Regions from separate parts of the Mus musculus genome. Here regions 1, 2 and 3 are each linked to region 4. A link is a loop called in an ENCODE intact Hi-C map of the cell type or tissue named here. Cell type or tissue: gastrocnemius. All regions are shown on one strand. Each heading gives the region's core, and the rest is flanking DNA. Links, peaks and the distances in the headings are about the cores only. Region 1 overlaps Stx17 (syntaxin 17). Region 2 has its middle 13 kb from the start of Gm42283. Region 3 has its middle 39 kb from the start of Gm46853. Region 4 has its middle 25 kb from the start of Gm32487.

Region 1 (5,513 bases), core at 1,525-4,024, 550 kb after region 4:
GCTAATTGGTTAATCTTTAGTTAGAATATGGAGAGGTGCTTCTGGTAGAATGCAAACAGGAAGAACCTTTAATGGCTTATTTGGCAATGAGCATATTTTTAAAATTTAAAGTTTATCTGCTTAATATTCTATTTTTAGCTACCTAAGTCGTCATAGGAGGTAATATGGATTTATGTGTGAGGAGGGTAATCAGAATGTAGTTTATAGTAGTAGGAAATTAGGATCATCTTAAATAACTCACAATGGATGATTAGATTATGGGACACACACAGTGTAATACTATGCTACTATGTAATAAAAAGGTTTACATGGTAACATTTTTTTGTATACTTGGTCAGGTTATTCAGAATAAACCCAGTCAGTCAGTTAGTCAACCCAGCAATAAGTTATTATTTTCATTCCATCCTTTTATTTTCTTCATTGTTATAATTTTTTTTTCATAATCCTTAGCACTGTTTTGTGTTTTGAAGGGGAAAAGGTGAATTCAGTGAATGTTTAGTGACCACATCATTACCTCCCAGATACCAGATGCCTTAACAGACTCTGGGGATCCTGGAGAGCGCCAAAAAGAAATGTGCGTGTTCGTTCTCTCTCTCTCTCTCTCTCTCTCTCTCTCTCTCACACACACACACACACACACACACACACCCTTTCCCTCTGTCTCTCTCTCCCTTCTAGCTTGCTTTCTCTCCCCCTTTCTCCCCCTCCCCCTTTCTCCCCTCCCTCCCTTTCTCCCCTCTCTCTCCTTTTAATGAGTTTGTTAAACTGAGCCTTGCATGCCTGAAAATAATTATTTTGGCTTCACCACAGATGATAACTTGCCTAGGTATGCACCAGCTCCCGAGTACTTTGAAGATGTTCCTATCTTTTGATATATTGCTTTGATGAAAAGTTGGCTGCTTTTGTTGTTTTAATTTATCTGTTATCTCTGGTTTGCTCTTTAAGATCTTTTTCTTTGTCCTTGATGCTCTGAGTTTCCTATCATGTGCTTAGGTAAGTTTGTTTTTATTTATGCTAGCAGGATTTATGCATTTTTAAAACTTGACATCTGCCTTTACTTCTCAGCATAATTCCTTTAAATTCTTTCTTTGGGCTGTTTTTTGTATCCGTTTCTATTTGCTACTGAGCTTGTGAATTTATGTCCTTTATCTTCTCCTTTACAGTCTTCATCTTGTCATCGTCCGAGTTCTGAGTCCTCTCTCCAGCTAGGTGTGATTTCTTATTTATTTTATCTTTTGAGGTTTTCAGTTTAGAAAGTTTTAATTCCTCTCATGTACCAATTGGACTGTTAACTCTTTTGTAGCATTATTTTAATTTAAAAAAAGAGCCCACTCCTTTATGTCCTTTTGAAAATTTTATTCCTTTATATGTCTTTGTAGATTTAGGAATAGACATTTCTTTCTGAATCACTTTCTCATCTCTGTATCTGCCTGTTGTTATTTTCTGCTGTGGTCTGAGCCTATTTCTTTTGATACTGTACTTCTATCCATGTGTCTCTAGTTTATGTCTGCTCTCTGATTCAGTTTTAACCCTGATCTTGGTGCCTGGAAATTTTCCCTGAGAGCTTGTGTTAGGCATAAGAATCAAGTTCTTTGCTGGGCAGTGGTGGCACACGACTTTAATCCCAGCACTAGGGAGGCAGAGGCAGGCAGATTTCTGAGTTAGAGGCCAGTATGGTCTACAGAGTGAGTTCCAGGACAGCCAGGGCTATACAGAGAAACCCTGTCTTGAAAAACAAAAACAAAAACAAAAAACAAAAAAAAGTTCTTAGCCAATGGGTAAGGGAAGCAGCTTTAACTATAGCCATTGTTTGAAGATTTTCAACTGAAAGAAAGGAGAAAATCAGCGCATTATTTAAAGCAGCTCTTGATGTTTGGGGACATTAGGTCTCTTTGAGAATCTGAAAATAATGAATCCTAAAGAGTCAGGATCTCACAGAGTCTATGTGTAAAAGTGTATCTTTACAAGGCCTGGGTAAGAAGCCATAATCCAACAGAATTACATGTTCAATATGACTATGGGCTAAGGGGGTGACATCAAGGCATGATATCATTTGATGGTGTTCAAGCTTGGTTAAGCAGGGAAGCACATATTTATATAAGATCTGTTACAAGTACAAACTTATAAAACTGCTGTAAGTAAATGTCTCCAGTTAATGCCAGTGTGGGGTTTTAGAGCATGCTCACTTCCAGCTCCCACCTCTCCTGTCCTGTTCCCAGAGGCATATGCTAGGACTTTCAGTATGGCCATAGAATCCCGGTGACCCAGAATAATGTCTTCATACTTATATGTCTGAAGAGAATCTGGTTCTTTGACTTTTTAAGTATATGTATTTATTTGTGTGTGTCATGCATGTGCTATGGTGTGCATGTGGAGGTCATGCATGTGCTATGTCATGCATGTGCTATGGTGTGCATGTGGAGGTCAGAGGAAGGCTTGTGGGAGTCAGTTCTCTCCCACGTAGGACCTGAGAATCAGTCTCAGGCTGTGTCTTGGCAGCAAGCGCCTTTTCCCACTGAGCCATCTCCTGGCCTTGTAAGTACGGTTCTTATTGGAGTTCTGTTGCTGGTTACTTAGTAGATCACTTCGTCTAAGAAGAGGAGATAAGGGCCTTCCGTGAGAGGAGTTCTGTATTGTGAAATGTGCTTGAAGTATATAATTACACAATTACATTATGATGACATTGGAAGTGGAGCTTGATACAAGCAGAAATGTTAAGAGGGAATTTTTTCCTTGCAGGTTTGCTATTTGGCAGTTTTTAAAACGATGGCTGTTCTGTGCCCAAACATATCAGGAAGCCATCCTCTTTTTTTTTTTTTTTTAAAGAAAGAGAGCATGGCTTATTGAATTGTCTCCTGTCTTTTTTTTTTTTTTTTTTTTTTGGTTTTTTGAGACAGGGTCTCTCTGTGTAGTCCTGGCTGTCCTGGAACTCACTCTGTAGACCAGGCTGGCTTTGAACTCAGAAATCTGCCTGCCTCTGCCTCCCAAGTGCTGGGATTAAAGGTGTGCACCACCACGCCCAGCTGCCATCCTCATTTTTAGCACACATACTGCACATTATAAAAGACCTCAGGAAACAGCCACAAAATGTAGAGGAGACGCTGCAGAATAAGGAGGTCATTGACAGCTTCATTTTACTCTGTTCATTTTCGTATTTTCTTTAAGTTTTTAATTGTATTTTAATTGTGTGTGTGTGTGTGTGTGTGTGTGTGTGTGTGTGTGTGTGTGAATAAGTTCTTTCTTTCTACCATGTGGGTCCCAGATATTGAACTCAGGTCTTCAGGCTTGGTGGTAAGCCCTTTTGCCCACTGAGCCATCTTGTGGTCTCTCATTTATACACATTTTCTGAACATTCTAGAGTAAGCTTGGAAGGTAGAGGCAGGAGCATTGGGCTTCCCAGGCCAGGCTAGACTTACATAGGTCCATCCTGCCTGTGCTGTAAAAATGAACACTATTTGAAAAGTGTTCAGGAATGACTAGATACAATTTTCATGAAGAGAATATTTTAATAACTATCATTTCATAGAGAAACAAAGCTATACACGTTCAGTTTTGGGTTTATATGTATTTAGAGTAAAGTATAATTGCATATTTTTTGCCTTTTATGTTTTAAAATTTTATTTTATGTGTATGAGTGTCTGTCTATGAGTATGTCTATGCACTATATGTGCAGTGCCAGAAAGGGCCAGAAAATGGTGTCAGACGCCCTGGAACTGGAGTTACTGACGGTTGCAAGTCATCACGTGGGTGCTGGGAGCCAAACCTGGTTCCTCTGGAAGAGCAGCCAGTGCTCTTACCCTCTCCAGCCTTGTATGTGTTTACTTTTAAAAAGAACGGAATCTGTTGTAAAAGCGTTCTTCAATGTTCCCCTTTAGGTGTTTCTGTTTGAGAGAAGAGAGCTGCTGCAAGAGGAAGTAGCGGCTCATCAGGCTTCAGGATGTCTGAAGATGAGGAAAAGGTGAAGTTACGCAGGCTTGAGCCAGCGATACAGAAATTCACTAAGATCGTGATCCCAACAGACCTGGAGAGGCTAAGAAAACACCAGATAAACATCGAGAAGGTGAGTGTTTCATTTCTATCACAGAAGCAGGTACCTGTGTGGGTTCTTCCTTGCTGTCTACGTTTCAGCTACAAGGAGAGTCTGAGGCTTTTCTGAGACCCCTCCACCCTGCTTATAGCAGCATTACTTTTCAACTGGTCTTCAAGTTCACAATTGTAATTCTCAAATATTCCTTTTATTATGTTGAGGAAGGGAGATGGGAGTAGAGTTTATGCCTTTTTAATTTACATGTGGAGGTCTTAGATAGTAATTAAATCACACTGTTTGATGGTGCCCCATAGTGTGAAGGTGGGGTGCTGTGGCTAATGGACCTGCCTTAATCTCATTCACCCCATGGCTAGTGTTTTGAACTTGTGCCTATCAAGAACTTCTATCCTCTTCAGGTGCACATGTAAACGATGTAAACAATTGTGTGATGTGAGGGAATTTCCTTTCTTCACTGCTTCTCTTTGACAAAGGATCCAAATTGAGAAGTTCTGCCAAGGCAGATGAGCTGCTCAGAGGCCCTGCCCTGGCCAGGGTGTGATGTGGGCCTGTGATGTTTACCGAAGCCTCAGGTTTACTGAGAACTGAGCTTTGACTTGGAAAGGTGGGTTGTCATCTGCTTTCAGCACTGAGCTGTGTCTACCTCTACTTCTTTATTTTTATTTTTATTTTTATTTTTATTTTAGGGTTAGAATGGATGGTGTGGTTATTAAGCCTTTCAGTATCAGCTGTATTTACTAAAAATACCAAAGTTTTTCTTCTACTGATTTTTCTAGTATTTAAGTGCTTTTAAAAAACACAAAAATTAATTTCTAAGATGTCTACAATGAAACTTTCTCTAGGAGTCTTCTAGAATTCAGGATTAATATTTTTCCATCCCCATTTCTTCTCTTCTTTATATATGGAGCATAAGCGATGGCTCTATTGCATCAGGATACAGAAGGAAGTATCTGCTAAACTGCTTCTTGCACTGGAAGAAAGTGAAAGCTCAAAAAAACACGGCTAATGAAACCTTTTACCTTGAGTTGAGCAATCCAAAGTAAACACGTCAGCTTCAATATTTCTCCATTACAAAGGATAAGAATTAGGTAGATGAACTGAATCTGAAAGGGAGAAACAAGAGGTCTGTGAGCTCTTAAAGCCATTTCCCCCTTTATTGTCCTACTCTAAGTTTGACATTTAACATATGTTTCTCATTTTGCATGGAAATGCCTGTTGTCATTGCCCTTCAATCCTAGCTACAAGTGTATGTGATCCTATCAATGGGAAAGGGGGAACCCCACAGCAAATCGGAGGAATAGGGAATAGGGTTAGATGCATTGGTGATTGGATTAGCTGTACAAGGTGTAGTAAGAGAATTACCCTGGAGTTAGTGCCATCGATCCTGCTTTGCCTGAACATGTTTCTTTTAGCAGTTTTGCTTATTATGAAACCTTCAGACGTTATCAGATGATTATCCTGGACAGAT
Region 2 (5,513 bases), core at 1,204-3,703, 70 kb before region 4:
CCTGTGGGCTTTTTCCTTTCAGCGAGGAGTCTGATTCTGTTCTATCATCGGCTATTTTAAGGCTTTCCCATGATTCCTGCCTCGAGGCCATTCTGAAACTGTTTTGTTGATAACACCTTCCTTCTATGACTCAGTAGGTTTTTCTCTTGCCTTCCTCAAACTTTCCTTTTTCACAACAAATTCCATGACCACATCACTGCCTCCCCCATGTTACCCTGCGCCACACTCCCTTCCCATCCAAAGCAAACAGTACTCTATCCCCTCTGAAGACTGAGTCAAGATGGCTGATCTCAATCTTTTCTACATCTTTTAAGTCCAAATAAAAACTAACTGTCTGGGCAGGTTGGGGTTACACTCTCCAGAGGAAAGGATGACTAATTTGATGTAAGAGATTGGGAAATTTGACCAACTATTTTGGAATAAAAGGAGCGAGATTCCTATGGCATACCACGAAATAAATTCCAGATGGACTACAAAGTCCTAGGAAAACCCGAGGACGATATTAGTGAAGGCCCCGTCTCAGGAGGGAGCGGCTGCCTAGAGATTTATGACATGCAAAGGCTTATGTGTCTACATGAGCACAAATTGCTTCTGAATCAACCAAGCCCCAAATGAAATGGAAAACAAATAGAATACTTGTGGCCAAGATAGAGCTCCTTCAGATAGAAAGTCTTTGGACGTTAATAAGAAAATCTGAGCAAGTCATTACAAGACGAGCAGAGACAGCACATTTAGAGATAACACACGAGGTGGGCAGTTTTTGCAGCACATTGAGCAGGTAATTTATTTAAAGAACTCCTCTGATCCATAGAAAAAGGGCAAATAACTCAACATACAGCCCATCATAGGCCACGAGCAGGCAAGTCCCCAGGAGAGAAATAAGCATGGCCGACAGAGACTCAGCCTCACGGGTGACAAGGGAACACAGCTGGAATCCTCCATTTCTTCCCGATGTATCTGTCACACCTGTTACCCAAGAACTCAGCATTTGGGACAGTGAAGCAGGAGGATCAAGCGTGTGAAGCCATCCTGTCTCTGTAAGAAAAAAGAGGGGAAGAAAAATAAAATTGACAAATGAACATTCAAGAGTTAAAAGGAAACAATGGTTGTGGATGTAAAGATACACACAGCTGTGTTTTTCTCACACACACTCACACTCACACAGACAGCACACTCTCACACACACTCACATTTACACACATTCTCACACACACTCACATACTCACACACTCACACAGACAACAATTCACACACACTCACATACTCACACATACTCACACATTCACACACTCACACACTCACATTCACACTCACACACTTATACTCACAAAGAAACTGTCCATACACACTCACATATGCACTCACACACTCACATTTACATACTTACACAGACAACATATTCACACACACACTCATACATACACACTCACATACTCACACACACTCACACACAGACAACACATTCTCTCTCTCACACACACACTCTCACAGACAACATGCTCACACACACACTCTCACAAACAACATGCTCACACACATACATACTCATACTCCCACATTCACACATACACACATAGACAACACACACACACACACACACACACACACACACACATGAGAATTTGTCTATTCTCATTGGTAGGTCTTTGGAGGACACTTTGAATGTAAAATTTAAAACCCATTTGTTTCCTTTGGCCTAGAAGTTCTCCTTACGTTACTTATCCTCTGCAGCACTCACACGTGTGCATGGAGACATATGCAGGGAGTTTTCACTAGAGTAAAAACTGCTAGAATATTCACAGATGTGCGTCTCGAGGCTTTGGAAGGATTTGGAAACAACTCAGCAGTCCAGTAAGAGCAGGTTTACACAGAGATGGTATACAGCATCCTAATGGACCACTACTCAGCTTGCAAAGTGAATGAGGTAGATTTATATGCATGGGCGGGAAGAGATGTGCACTATAATAATAAAAAATAATCATGACCGAAATCATTACTTCTTGAAAGCAGCACTCAGGGTTTTGGGTAAGTCTAACTCCATTTGGGGAAACAAACGGTATGACCCGTGCGGTGGTGCTGCGTCCTCTGTGGGCTTAGCAGGGCTCTCCAGATGGTGGCTGGCCCTTGACTGCACACTATGCTGAGAAGCATCCCCAGTTCCCAGAACCTCTCACCTTGAGCAAATCTGAGTCTGAGGCAGACTCTTCCTCGATTTCCTTCCTTTCACAATGTTGATGAGTACACCTGAGATGCCACAAGCTTTTTACACTGATATAACGTGGGACGTGACCTATAGGATTCTAAAGGATCTACTTAGGAAGGGATAGGGCAGTAGTCACTGTCTCTCTACTAGTGTAATGAAGGAAACAGCAGAGGCTCCTAAACTACTTTTGGCTTAGTACTAGCAGGAATTTCTCAGCAATGACAGCAAGTCATACACAGGGTAGATAGGGTGGCCCTCCATGTCAGAAGGAAGTAAGGCTGGTACAGGAGGAGACCTGAGGCCTTTCTGGGTGCAGGTAAAACTGTTCGAGGTTCTATTTGGTTTTATTTTCTGTCCTCAAGATCAAGCCCTTCTTAAACAAATCCAGAACCCTTGGATTTAGAAATTTTACAAAGGGACCTCACGATATTGTCTTGTTCTCTGTGTCAACCTCCAAAGTAGAACACCCGTTCTTGAGTGTTCCAGACTCAAAGATGGGAGACCAGACTGGGTGCCCCCTGCCACCTAGAGTCCCTCAGAATCCCTCACGGGCTGTGATCTGTGGCTTGACATGACATTGTCATGTTTACTGATCAATTCCTACCATCTTTGTTTCTTTGTACTGTGTAGAAAAACTTGGTAAATGTAGAAGGGGAGGGAATCTCTGCATATCAGGTGGTGGAAAATGAGTCCTAACTCCCAGATAGAGAGAGGGAACACCAGGCTTCCTGAGGGGTTCCTCGCCTTCTGAGTGAAGGTCCTCACTGGGACACCATGCCCCCTTTCGAGCTGAGCTGAGACCATTCTGCATCTGTCTGATACCTGTTTTATAAAGGAAAATAAAACTGACAGACAAGTGTTTACTAGGAATCACATGGCAAGGATGGCCACATTGTCATGTGGGCAATGACCAGAGAAGTCACTTTCCAGTCACTGTTCTTTAAAAAACAAAACAAAACAACAGCAACCCAAAGAAGGCTGATTGGTGATCACGACGAAGTGGCCACATCTCCTTTTCGGTTTGGATTCGGTTACTCAGATGCGGTTGTAGGATTATCTGGAAGGGTATACCAAAACACAGTTTCCTGAATTTTCTTTCATTACAGTTTCCGAACTTTAGTTCTTTGGGTGGATCCAGCATTTCTGGAGGTGTCATAACTTTAGTAGATCCTATGTTTTTAAACATGTTTCATAGGAATGGAATGATTTTAAGATATGAAGAGAGTAAAAGAGGAAAATAATATATAAACTGTGAAATTATAATGTTGTAAAACTGACCTAGGGCTATGAAACAAATAATGAGATATTTGCTTGTATAGATGTCCTGACTGGAACTTAGCCCTAGGAATTCTGAAACCGTTGATCAATTTGTCTCTGTGTGATCCCTCCTTCTCTCTTGGATCTCACTCTGTCTTTCCTTCTGTGTATCTTTCTGTCTCTCTGTTTCTTTCTCTTTCTGATCCGACTTCCTCTCTCTTGGATCCCATTAGCAAGTTATCGGTGGTTACTGTCCCTGGTCCGTCACATCTTGTTATCCCAGTACTCCCCTTTAAGAAAGTCCTGACAGCCTGACTTTGATTCTGGGGACCGACCTTGTGAAAGGAGAGGACTGACTGACTCTGGCTACTTATCTTCTGGCTGCACACATATGCATGGTATGAGCCACTCTATACAAGATTTAAATTAATGAAAATTTAAATAAAAGGAAAGTGCCTTCTATCTTATACTGCAGTGTTGGCTGCTTTTCTTCACACACTTGTCTGCACTTCCTGCTATCTATCTCACTCTCTTGAAGAGCTTTAGGTAAAATATTTCTTTTGCTGAGTCTGAAACAATCTCTGGCCCTTCCCGAAGTGCCCAGTGATTCAAAGCTATAGTCTCTCAGAGCGGAGGACGTCGGTTACCCAGTGGCATCCGTTGTGAGAGCATCTTGTTCTTAACACTTTACATTTCAAAAGCCACCTCTGATTTTGTTCTCCTCACAGTAAAATCTTTACAGCTGATGAGAATCACACAAAAGATATAATTAGAGAGCATTTTATTTCATTATTTATTTCATTTATGAACACATTGAGGCTGTACATACAGAGTTTTGTATAATGTTTCAAGGTAGGTACCAATTGCATAATGTTCAATATTTTTCACTTCTTTGTGGTTAGAATGTCCACAGTCTTACCTTCTAGCTTTTGTGAAATACATGGTTATTGTCACTGGTAGTTCCTCTACTATGTAGTAGTACATGGGAACCCACATACACTTCTTATCCAACGGCAGCTTTGTGCGCATTGAGTGTCCTTCCTCCATCAGGAAGAATCCATAGATGCGATAACAGCCTCAAAAATCAGAATGTCTCAAAACAAAACAAAACAAAACAAAACAAAACAGGACAACAGGAAGGAGAAATAAAGCATATCCATGAATTTAGTATAGCCAGAAGGGTTACAGTGTCCCAGTTGCAAATTTACCAACAAGTATATGGAGAAATAAGTTTTCAGTGAGTTTTCTTTATGTTCGGTTCACTGCCTAACCAAGGGCATGGTGTGAAGTAGGAAACGTTGTTTGGTAGAGGGAGGGGGACTGGTGAGAAGCTTGAGGTTGATCGGAAGTCATCGCCAGAGAGGAGGGATTTGCCCGAGCTGGCAACTACTGATAGGAGCCTGAAAACTCATCCTATGTTAGAAGGGCAAAGAGAATTGCTTCAGGGGAAGAGAAAGCAAGAAGTAGGCAGGAGGTGCTGTGGTGAGGAGGTTTGGTGGTGAAGAGGAAAAGACCCCAAGATGGGAAACTTGAGTCTTTCAAGACAAGAGACAGCCATGAAATAGGAAGGCTGATGATTCCTGCTGCCCTGAAAGCAAACAAGGGCCACCCTCAAAATAAATTCCACATTAGCCAGAAAATGGTGTTGCCCTCCTGATATTTCAGTAGTCAGGAGGTGGAGGCAGGAGAATTGCAACCTTGAGGTTGGCCTGGGCTACATGGTGAGACCCTGTCTCAAAACTACCACAAAAATAACAAAAAGCAGAAGGAATTATACATTGATTTAAAGATATAAAGCAATGTCATTGAATTAAGAGCCAGTGAACTGACTGAATTTAGGGAGGAGACAGTATCCAGTAGAAGTTATAAAGCACCAAGGTAGGATAGACCAAAATAAAAATTCGATAGGAATTTGTCTCCACAAATAGACCAGGCTTGCCTTGAACTCGAGATCACCTGCCTCTGCCTCCCAAGTGCTGGGATTAAAGATGTATACTACCATATCCATCTATAAAGAATTATTTTAAAAAATGTACAAGTAGAACACTTTCTC
Region 3 (5,513 bases), core at 1,105-3,604, 340 kb after region 4:
TTGCAAGATGGATTAGATTTTTTAAAAATTTCTTTTCTAATCTTCTTTTCTTTTCTTTTTTTTTTCTAGATATGGATTTGGATACATCCCCTTTTTCATTGGTTTCAACTCTGAGGACAATCTACGCAGTTCACAAAGTCTCCCATTCATTGCTTTTCTTTCTGAAAATGATTTTCAAGGAGGATGCTTGTTGCTGAGTCATTGGATGTCTGAGATATCCTTCTGTTATTTCACAATTTAAAGACAACTAGGCTGGGTATAAAAGCAGCAACTTGCAACTTTGATTCTCAAAACTTTGCATACAATACATCACTTTCTTCTAAATTAAGCCTTTAGAGTAAAAGCCAGAGAACAGCCAGATTTTCGTTATATTTTTAGGTACTCTGTTTCTTTTGCTTAAATACTTATAAAAGATTTTTCTTTTGGTTGTGAATTAAAACTGTTGCCAGGATACATCATCATGTGTGCCTTTGTTCATTGATTTGTCTGGAACACAATGATTTTTTTCAATCTGGGTCTTACTTCTGTTCATGAATTTTTTTCCTGTTACTTCTTTAATTATTGTGTTTCTTCCATTTGTTTTAGTATTTTCTCCAGGGGAACCAGTCATATATATATATATTCTCTTTTGTCTTCCACAGATAAATCAAATCATGCCAGAACTCTGGTAGAACTGTGGTTCCCTTGGCTCTGTGCTGTGCACTGACGTGCATAGCATCTGGCCTGGGGCTGCTCCTATTCTATACGTCTCTTCTGGTGAAGTCCCAAACTTACTCCACAAACATTGATTTCCTGATGCTGTGAATCTGCAACGCACATAATTCCCAGCATATGCTGTCACCACAGTTTCTCTCTTTGTTTTCATTTCCAACCCAACTGAAGAGCTTTACCTGAGAGTGTGAAGGTTCACCGGAGCTCCAGGTGGCCAAACTTGACCTATGGTCTGAGTCTTTCCTGAAACCTCTTATTTTTCTGGATATAAAATAGTATGACAGTATTCTCAGCCTCACAAACCAATCCACATATGTCTACACACGCAGACTCTCATTAGTACTAGACTTGAGTCTCTAGGTCTGAAGTTGTGTGGAATGGTGGGGACCCAGACCTTCCAACCTCCTCATTTCAAAGGGATTCTGTTTCAGATAGTAAAGCTGCCAGTGAGTCACAGAGGAAAACAAAAGATGTGCCTCGACCTTATTCTTTGTAATCACATAGCTTCTTCCCTTTGAAATTATGTTGGCCATTGCTTTTATTTTTGTTTTTAGAGTACCTATTTTCACCCTCTGCCTCCACAGCCATTTTAGAGGAAAGCTGAGAAGGCTTCATGGGGGGCTGCTAGCCAGACTCCATTTTTAGCTAGAACTCCTATGGCTTCCTAATGAATAATTAAAACGTGACTGGGGAGGATATTCAGCAACTAAATCAATGCTGGAGATTATTCACTGAGGGTGCGAATTCTGGGTATCTCAAAGTGAGAGAAAAGGAATGTCATCTTTCAGGAGAGAAGGAAAATTCCTAACAACTGACTAAGGTTCCTAATAGAAACGATGATGGAGAAAGGTATTCCTAAAATAAAAGGCTTATGCAGACAGCTCAAGTTGCTTTCCACCAGGACAGAATTAAGGGTACCCGTCCTGCCCATTTGGGATTAATGTCACCACATCAGGTCCTCACTCTAGTGCAGGCAATAACGGTTTGTAAGAAAGAGCACCATGTGGCGGCCTTGTTAATCTTCGGGATGAAAAGCAATTGGAAGTTGGCAACACACACTGGCATGCCTTGGACTAAAAGGAGATTTTAGTATGACACAGCAGTTTTTAGGGCTGCTCGGAATTAATATGAGATACATGGCCAAATATACTGTAGAGCACGGGCAAGTGTTGATAGTCAACTAAATGAAGTCGTGTGAAAATTTAAAAACAATACAGTTTGAACAAAAGGAGTTTGGTATTTACATGAATGGGACCGAGGGAGAAATGCTGCCACATGGGACATATCTTTAAAGTTACATTATTGCTGTCATTTTGGAAAATAACTTCCTTAAAGAGCCTCAATAGAAAAATGGGTACATGTGTCATTCTGAGAGCTGAAACTTCTTCCACCGATAATAAAATGTCCCTTCAGGTTCACTAAGGGAAGGAAGCCCATCCTCTTTTTAAAGACATCCTTAAAACCCCACCTGGGAGTGGAGTAGAGTTTGGATTCTACGTTGTTTTTAGAGACTGCCCTCCAATCCAAGCTAAGTCATCATCTTGTTGAGGAGTTCAAGCTGTCCCCTCTTGCAAAAATGACCATGTTGGCTGGTCTTTATTGACTATTTACATCCATTCAGGTGGAATGGGGAGGGTCACAAAACCCCCTACCCGAATATCCACCAGCAATCTACCACCTGTAGATTGCAACTCTGGCTTAAGTCCCTGTGTGAGTGAGTGTGTGTGTGTGTGTGTGTGTGTGTGTGTGTATACATATATGTATGTATGTATGTATGTATGTATATGTATTAGATTATAGAGGTGCTAGGGAACTATGGGAGAAGGGTTCCATCTGTGTGTCTACTAGAAAGCTCTTATCTTTGTTGGGTTTAAGCTTTCCAAGTGCAGCTGGGGCCGGGGAGCACTCACACCCACGTAGGTATCCCTCACGTGTGCTTTGTGAGGAGGCCCAGTAAACTCACTTGTTTCCAGGAGTGAACTCTGGCAGTATCCTGCCTCAATTTGTCATTTGTATCTTAGGAGAAGGGACAGACATTGCTTATGTCTCCTCTGGGGAAGCATTTTAACAATAAATGTGCTAAAGAAAGGCTAAACCTACAACCTGGTTTAGTGTATTTTCAAAGTAGGCAGCACGGGAAAGCAAAATGGGAACCGACGATTGAAAGGGACAGAAGCAAGTGGCTAAGACAGAGATGGGGTCAAGATGCAGCGAAGCACTTTCAATAGCAAACCCTGGCACTCCGGCAGCTCATAAGAAGGCAACGACTTGTTTGAACTAGTCTGACCTTTCAGCAGGAGGGGCCTTGCCGATTCCAGGATAAAATTATTTTAGAACCAAAATAATTTCGAGATTATCTAGTACCCCGTCACTGGAGGACACCCAGGCCCAAGGAGATTAAAGTGTTTGTGTACACACATGTTAAATTGGTTGCAGAAGTGGAATTATGACCCAAACTCTCCTGATCCTCATTGAGGAGTTTTTTCCACTACACCAACCTTCTCGCACCTCCTCTTTGGAGTGTCTTAGGGAAGCAGCGTATGGTGGAAGGAGAGCTCTAAGCTCTAAGCTCTGTGTTTTTCACTCCTTGTTTGAATTCTGGAAGCCGTAACTGACTTTAGCTCATCCCGTCTGAAACTTTCGCCTATTATTATTTCTAGATGGGCAACAAGCTTTCACAAAACCCCCTCAGGACTACAGACATCTGTATTGGTCAGCTTTCTGCAATACCTAAGAAAATAATACGCAGAAAGAAAAGATTTGCCTTGACTCGCTGTCAGTTGGCTCATTGCTTTTGGGCCTGTGGTGACGCGGCACATCACCATGCGAGCACACAGCAGAGAAAGATGGCCCATCGCAGCAGGAAGTGAAAGAGGAGAAGAAGGGGGGGGTCTGTGCAGCTGCCGCGTCCTTTGGGGGCACACACAGCTGATCCAGAAGACCTCCTATCGGCCTTATCTCTTTAAGCTTCTCTCACGTGTCAATAGCGTCGCAGACTGAAACACTGATAAAACCGGAGGGAAGCTCTCTCTGATGACGTGAAATCAGCTTCCCTGAGACTTATATTCTTATTTCTAAGAGATTTTATCTCTTTTTACTGTCATTTACTGCAACGATCTTGCTCTGAGAGTCCACACTTGCTGGGCTCTATTCTACCTTCTGGCTATAAACCTGACATTACCCATGCAATCTACTTTGAAAGAGGATCCTTAACTACTATTACATACAATAAGGCCAATATTTAATTGCTAGGCACATGTAAATACTCATTTACCACTAGAAACTTTTTTCCTTATTTTAGGGTGAGTGTGTGCGTGTGTGTATGTCTGTGTGTGTCTGTGTATGTGTGCATGTGTTTGGTGTGTGTACATGTTAGTGGTTGTAGAGGACACTTTGTTTTCTCCTTTCATCACGTGAGGCCCCCAACAAACACATCATCAGGCTTGGTGACAAGCACCTTGACCCACTGAGTGAGTTACCTCTATAACCTGTGCTTTCTGTTTTTATTATTATTATTATTATTATTATTATTATTATTATTATTATTATTATTATTATTTGATCACTTGTTTAGTCTTGAGACAGGTTCTTGCTATGTAGCCCAGGCTGAATTCATAATGCCTGCCTGGCTTCTCCTGCCTCAACCTTCCTAGAGCTGGCATTCCAGGCATGTACCAAACCCAACTTACACAACTGTTTTCTATTAACTATGACATCATCCATCTCTTCTTATGTGGATCTCTAAATCCATAACCTGGTTGGACCTTCTTCTGTGAAGGAACAAGGGGTCAATAATTTAAGCTTTTAAGCCTCTCATTGGTGTCACAACCCCTTAACTGTATTTCTAACTTGAACTCTGTCACAGAGAATGTATAAGTGTCGCTGTGTTACGTAAAAATTGGTTGCATCTGACCTGAAGGCCACAGTTCTCCACCTATGTTCTAAAAGCTTCATAAATCTCACAGCCTTTCTTTAGCTTGCCAATGGCCCTTTATAATATGTCACCAAAATCTCCGTGTACCTTGCTCTAAGGATGGCTGGAATGGTATAATAGGGCTAATAAGTACTATGTACAGGATATCAACCAACTGTTTGAGGTGGTGAGCTTTTTAAATAAGAGCAGCACGTTCATGAACAGGTAAAATGGATCAGCAGTTAAAAGTGACAGCTATAACTAAGGACTACTGAGAGTAACAGCAGGAGGGCTTTTCCCAGGAGATGGGCCCCTAATGAGTTATCCAATACTAAATGGTCAGTCCTGAAATCATATTCACACAAGTAACACTAAGGGACTGAGAAGTCTTACACATACACACAAGCACACAATACACGTTGATATATGTATAAGATATACATATTATATGTATATATATGAATATGAAAAGGAGCCCATAATATTGAGAAGAAGCCAAAGGGAGTACATGGAGGTAGGGATTGAAAGGGGGAAAAGAAATGGGATATTATTTTTGTAATTATATATTTTTTTTAATTTTTAAATTTAATTTCTTGTAAAAGCGCTTGCATGCAGATGCAGGCCTGATGACGTAAGCTCAGTCCCTCAAAGGAGAGAATCAAAGGCCAAAAGTTGTCCTCACAACCTCTGTCTGGGCTGTCATGCACAGGGCCCAAAGCACTTACCTTATTTTCAGCCCCAGCACCCACATTCATCAATGCTCACTTACTGCTCTTGTGCACCATCACACATGGTGGTTTGTACTCATTTTTGTGGTCACCTGGAATCCCTGATTGCTGAGAATGGAGATGCAAGTGATGTCTTCCTGAGAGAGACTGCTCAGATAAGC
Region 4 (5,513 bases), core at 1,216-3,715:
CAGACACTGCACTGTCAGAAGTGTACACGCCCTCATCTCGGTCCATAGCTGGCTTTTTTTTTTTTTTTTTTTTTTGAAATCTATAAAGCTATCCACAACACAGAGAACCAGAAACAAACCAAAGGACTTGGATTTTCAAAGGCCTTTGGAATTTCTGACTAAAGACAGGAATAAGGCAGCCACACTTCTTGTCCCTCAGAAACCCACTGACATTGACAAGGGACACACCTGAAGGAAAGAATGCTGTCTTTTATGGGGTCAAGTCCACATCCCAAAGCCTAAAGCTCTCCCCCCAGTCCTGTGAAACCTGATGGATAGCCAGAGGGATGGAGTCTGCTTCGGGATTTTCCTAAAGGTGAGTAGATCCATGCATTTTAGGACTAGGTAGCAGCTATGCAGACAGATTACCCCTGAAGAAGACAGATGGACCCCAAGGAATGCCTGGGAAGTCAGCAGCGTGGAAGGAGAAATTATATCAATCCACCATGTCCACTGCCAGGGACCAACTGGTGAGGGAGGGCACGTGCCTGGGATGAGGCAGCCTGTTCTGGAGAGGAAAGGGTTGATCTTACAGCTTATAGTCTTCAGGAAGCAAAGTCAGGGCAGGAACTCAAGGCAGAAACTCTGAGGGAGGAGCTGAAGCAGAAACCATGGAGGAGAGGTCTGTAGAGTTTACTCTGCTTTCTTCCACAACACAGGACTGCCTGCCCAGGGTGTCACTCTTATAGTTGGCTGGAAAATGCCCCTACAGACTTGCATCCAGGCAATCTGATGGAGGCATTTTCTCAATTGAGAGTCCTCTTCTCAGATAACCCGTGTGTGTCAATAAACAGCAACATCGACAACAAGTCAAAGCAAACAAACGAACGAACAAACAAGAAACTAAACGCCACACAGCCTATGCTTTTGAAATGCTTCACTGAATGGCATGGACCAAAAGCCACAGGGAAATGAATAGCAAGAGCAAGGATCGATTTGGTGAAAGTGGCTTTGAGACAAGAAGCCTGAGCCCCAACTTCCAGCCTCTCCTGTTTGTCCTCAACGGATCTCCAACAAGCAGCTAATTTCTTGAAAAGTGAGGAAGGAAGAAAAAAGAGCCCACACAAGACTTAGGGATATTCTTGCAAAGGAAGGAGGCATATGACTTATAAGGGGCACATGTATGAGACATCTTGATTATGTTTGCAGCATCCAGGATACTTCCCACGGGTGCGTCTGGTGGTGCCAAACGAGAGCATTATTTCTGCTGTGAAAAAAATAGACTTGGTCATGGACTTGAGTTAGCCAAGTAAATATTTTCTTGGCAGTGTACAACATCAGTGCAAAATGCCTATTATGCATAGTCTATAATTATAGCATTCAATTAACATTCTCAAGGGATTATCATTTTGGGCATGGTGGCTGGGACTTGGGAGTTTTGAGTTCTGCCTGAGATTTTTTTGCCTAAAAAAACTACAAGCTGATGTTTGAGTTAAGAGGTTCAGTACAGACACTCTAGGGGAAAGGATACCAGAAAAGTGGAGATTGTATCAGGTTTGCATCACAACCTGTTACAATGTGTCCCCAAATAACTCAGTGAGGCTGAGCTCTATGCAATGCATAGTTTTCTGTCTAAAAAAGCCTTCTCAGTGTTAGTTTACTTGGTTCATTTCTGGGTCACATGGAGTTTTGACAGAGTTTATCTCCCCCAGATTTAGATGATATTATAGAAGGGGGAAAATACCAATATATGTAAAGAACACTTAAACCTAAACACAGGAAGACAGTGCGTAATTGAATACCTATGATGAGTACTTGGTAATTGTCAAGTTTACAACCCCCTGTGTAAATAGGGATACATCACTTTTGTGTCTTTGTGGCCTAATACCTGACATAAAAAGATGTATGGGCAGGAAAGATTTATATTGACTCCTGGTTTCATAGGTGAGGAGGCCATAGCAGAGCAAAGCATTTCCCGTCTTGGTGGCCAGGAAGCAGAGCAAGGAGACTATAGAAGTGGCCAAGACCTGTTTGTTGATCTTTTACTTCCAAGGAGGCCTGCCTCCCAAACCTAAGACCTTCCAGAACCTTCCCAAATAGTGCCACCAGCTGGGACCTAACAGGCTTTGGTGGAACATGTCATAATAGGCGGCACTATTCCCATTTTACAGATGAGATAACTGACTCAGAGACGTTATGTAATTGGTATGAGGTGGAGGAGTCAGGATTCAAATCCAGTAATTGAAGAGTGAGCCAGAATATCCAAAAGAAGTCAGAATATCCTTCAGTCAGAAATGCCTCTTAAAATAACCTATCTGCTTCAATACTTTGATGATGCCCAAGACAAAAATATGAATATATGCATTTTATTCCACTCCCATGCAAAAATCTCATTGAAATAGCCAGAGAGCTATAATAAGAGGGGCAAAAATAATGTGCTAGAAACGGGGCAGGGTGTGCTTCACTCACTATGCATGGTGGCGACTTTCTGGAAGTTGGAAAGGAGATGGCTGGACTGTAAGGGATGATGGGACTGACCAGGAACACTCGGCCACACAGTGCTAGCACCTGCTCACTTCTGCATGGTCTAGCAATGGGGAATGGGTGACCAAGATGACAGATGTGCATCACAGTGAGAAAGTTGTCATGAGTGCCTTTGTGTCAGGCCTTGGCATGGTCACTGGTGTTTAATGCAGCCTGGGACTGGCAACCAGTAGATGGCAGAGTCAGGCCTGGAATCTCTTTGCCTGGGAGGCTGGTTGACCCAACTGGTGTTCAGCACTCTAGGATGAATTGGCAAGCAACTTTGTGCTCTGGGAATCCAGTACTTTGTGGGATATAAGTTAACATCATTGGCAGATAGTAGGGAAGTCCCCGAGGGCATGGAAAAGACAGAAGAGAGAGGGACTGTGTGTGAGCGAGGAGTGGTCACCTCAGGAAAGGCTGGCCCTTAAGGCTGACATATAGCTATTCATTTTGGGTGTAGTGATCGAGGAGTGGTCACCTTAGGAAAGGCTGACCTTTAAGGCTGACAAATAGCTATTCATCTTGGGTGTAGGGACAGAAGCACAAGGGGAAGAAGGGAAGGCATGGGACAGTATGAATACTATCCCACGTGCAAAAAATGGACTGGACTGGCAAGACATGCCCACATCCCTGGAGATCACCCAAGAGGAAAGATATGTAGGTATCTGGGGTACCACAGAGGATGGGGAAGTGTCCCCCGCCCCTTGAGCTTTACAGAGTGTTCTGGGTGTTTGGCAAGAACCACCACAGAGGTAGTTATAGGAAGATGTTGGGACTGTTAAATATTATGGCAAAAGAAAACCCCCATCAAGAGATAGCATGGTGTGGATTTGAACTTGGATCTATGATGCTGGGTCCCGTGATTTCGCATCCCTGGGTCTCAACAAGTAGGATTGAAAATCTGAGAAGCAATGGTCCACATTAGTCCCAACTTGTCCTCCTGGGCACACTTCCTCAGCAGCACTCTCTGGCGATGACACGGTCTAGTCATGGTGTGGTAGCTGGGTGTCTCAGAAGCCTGGCACAGGAAACCCATATCAACAACCATAAATGGTAACACTGGGCTTTTATTACTTTAATTCTGCTCCAGACAGATTCTTCTTCCACTCTCCAGTGATAGCCTCTTCTTGAAAAAGAAAACAACCAATCTACATTTTATTTTATGTACCTATACTATTGCCCCTGGCCACGATTTCTCGGACCATCTCATGTCACGATTTAGCGTCTCTTCTGTCTGAACTCGGTCTCCTTGCCATGTTCCCAATTGACTTATCCTTCAACACTTAGCTCAGCTGTCATCCCCACCCTGCATACATCTGTCATGTAGCACCGTCCTCTCAGGTTGCAACCCGTGGGACATCTGCGTCTCTTCCTAGTCAGGGAGCCTCCGGAGGCTGTGTCTTATTTCTCTTTCTTCACCACGGAAGGGATGACAAACCTGAGTGGATGTTTGCTGGAGATTGTGTTGATGCAGAACACATGAAATATTTGGAGGAAAATGAGTTTTTGCATTGCTGGCATTGAGCCACATGTCCATTCTTGGCACTGAGTCACTCACTCTGCACATAAAAGCAAAATGAAGGTCTTGAGATTAGATAAATTTTCATGATTTCCTCATTTTACCCTCCATGCCCACCCTGGACTCATCTACGCTGTCTTTGTCTTGGCCTGTGGTACATGAGCAAGAGTCAGTTTCTGGGCCCAGTATGCATGTGACATACTTCTATGACAATTATTAAGAAAGAGAAGCCATCCAGGCTTTATCTATGCAAAATGTGTGTGTGTGTTTCCTTGATTGTTCCCCAACTTTTATGTTTTAAAGCAGTCTCTCAATGAACCTGAAACTCATTGATTTGCCTAGATTGCTGGCAAATGAGCTTCAGAAATCTGTCTGTTCCCCCACCCCCATCCCTGCCACTGCTGGGGTAACATATATGTGCATGTAACCCCATCTAGCTTTTTATATAGGCCATGGGCATCCAAACTTAGGTTCTCATGCCTTTATGGCAAACCCTCTATGATGAGCCATATCTCCAGCCAAGTGGTATGGGTTTCATTATCACAATTTGCATGTTTTTGGGCAACATGCTCCCTCTCCTTTGGACTCAACTTCTGGCTACACAGAAAGCAAAGGTGGGCAAACAATCTAAGTTTCCTTCTGGGAAGCTTGAGTCTTCTCATGCAGTTTGAAGCAGGCCCTGAAATCCATCAGCAGGAGGACTTTGATTGGGAAGATACCCCACGGCCCACAAATTGGACCTTCTCTTTCCCCAGCTGTGTGATTGGCACCTCATCAATAAGGTCCTAACATCTGGCTCAGAGAATCAGAACACTGTCTCTAAACTGGCTGTGAGCACCTTACGGCCCATCTTGTTGAAAGCCGTCTGACTGTCTAAATGAAGGTCGACGAGCTGGACAGACAGTGGCTTTGGAGGGGTGGGGCAGAGCTCTGAGCACAGGGAGGCAAGTCTGTTTATTTGTTTCCTAATTCTAATTAGAGGAAGGAAAAGAGTGTCAGGAGTCTTTAGCGATTCACATCTTAATAGCTTGGTTATAATTTATTAATTCCTTTTCATCAAATTTTCAGCATCCTTTTCCCCAGGAGTCTGAACTGACTCAAATGTATTTATTGTTTCGAGGTGGGGTGTCATTAAATATTTGGCATCTCCTAAAGCCGTTGGGAAGCTGGATCGTATACCATGTGCCTGCACACAATTTCTGAAGGGAAAAAGCATAGACTGGTAGGACATTAGGAAGAGCGGGTGATATAAATGTATGTTTTTAAAATCCATATGACCTCATCCTTTTCCTGTCCTGGCAATGTAAGAGCCCCCATGTCATTTGTGCCTACAAGTTCCTGTCACTAGCCCATCCGTGGTTTTACTTAGAGTGAAGCCATCAGCTCCTGTGTTCAATGTGTGTAGATACTCTACACACTAGGTTCCCCCCTTTGCCACACCAGGATATGCGGCATCCTGATTAAAGGTTTGCCATCGCGGAGAAGGAGG

What was found. Hi-C counts contacts between places; a loop is a spot of excess contacts. Peaks named below come from ENCODE experiments on the same cell type or tissue, not always from the same donor. Only the 100,000 strongest peaks of a DNase experiment are listed, where the experiment ranks them.
Region 1: it touches region 4 in a loop (2.3-fold over the local background); 2 of 42 quality-filtered maps call a loop at or near these places.
Region 2: it touches region 4 in a loop (2.7-fold over the local background); 2 of 42 quality-filtered maps call a loop at or near these places.
Region 3: it touches region 4 in a loop (2.1-fold over the local background); 2 of 42 quality-filtered maps call a loop at or near these places.

What each region holds. Positions count from the first base shown.
Region 1 is chr4:48,127,890-48,133,402 of GRCm38, forward strand. Stx17 (syntaxin 17) reads left to right here. Exons shown (of 8, transcript NM_026343.2): 2 at 3,876-4,060. The coding sequence starts at 3,938. Among named protein-coding and RNA genes, the nearest start is that of Stx17, 5.7 kb to the left of the region's middle. In gastrocnemius, for the core only: no CTCF peak of the experiment used is centred there; a DNase peak (open chromatin) is centred at 2,491.
Region 2 is chr4:47,504,894-47,510,406 of GRCm38, forward strand. No RefSeq gene overlaps it. Among named protein-coding and RNA genes, the nearest start is that of Gm42283, 13 kb to the left of the region's middle. In gastrocnemius, for the core only: no CTCF peak of the experiment used is centred there; no DNase peak of the experiment used is centred there.
Region 3 is chr4:47,912,681-47,918,193 of GRCm38, forward strand. No RefSeq gene overlaps it. Among named protein-coding and RNA genes, the nearest start is that of Gm46853, 39 kb to the right of the region's middle. In gastrocnemius, for the core only: no CTCF peak of the experiment used is centred there; no DNase peak of the experiment used is centred there.
Region 4 is chr4:47,574,991-47,580,503 of GRCm38, forward strand. No RefSeq gene overlaps it. Among named protein-coding and RNA genes, the nearest start is that of Gm32487, 25 kb to the right of the region's middle. In gastrocnemius, for the core only: a CTCF peak has its summit at 2,685 (motif pointing right); a DNase peak (open chromatin) is centred at 2,727; H3K27ac peaks cover 341 bases.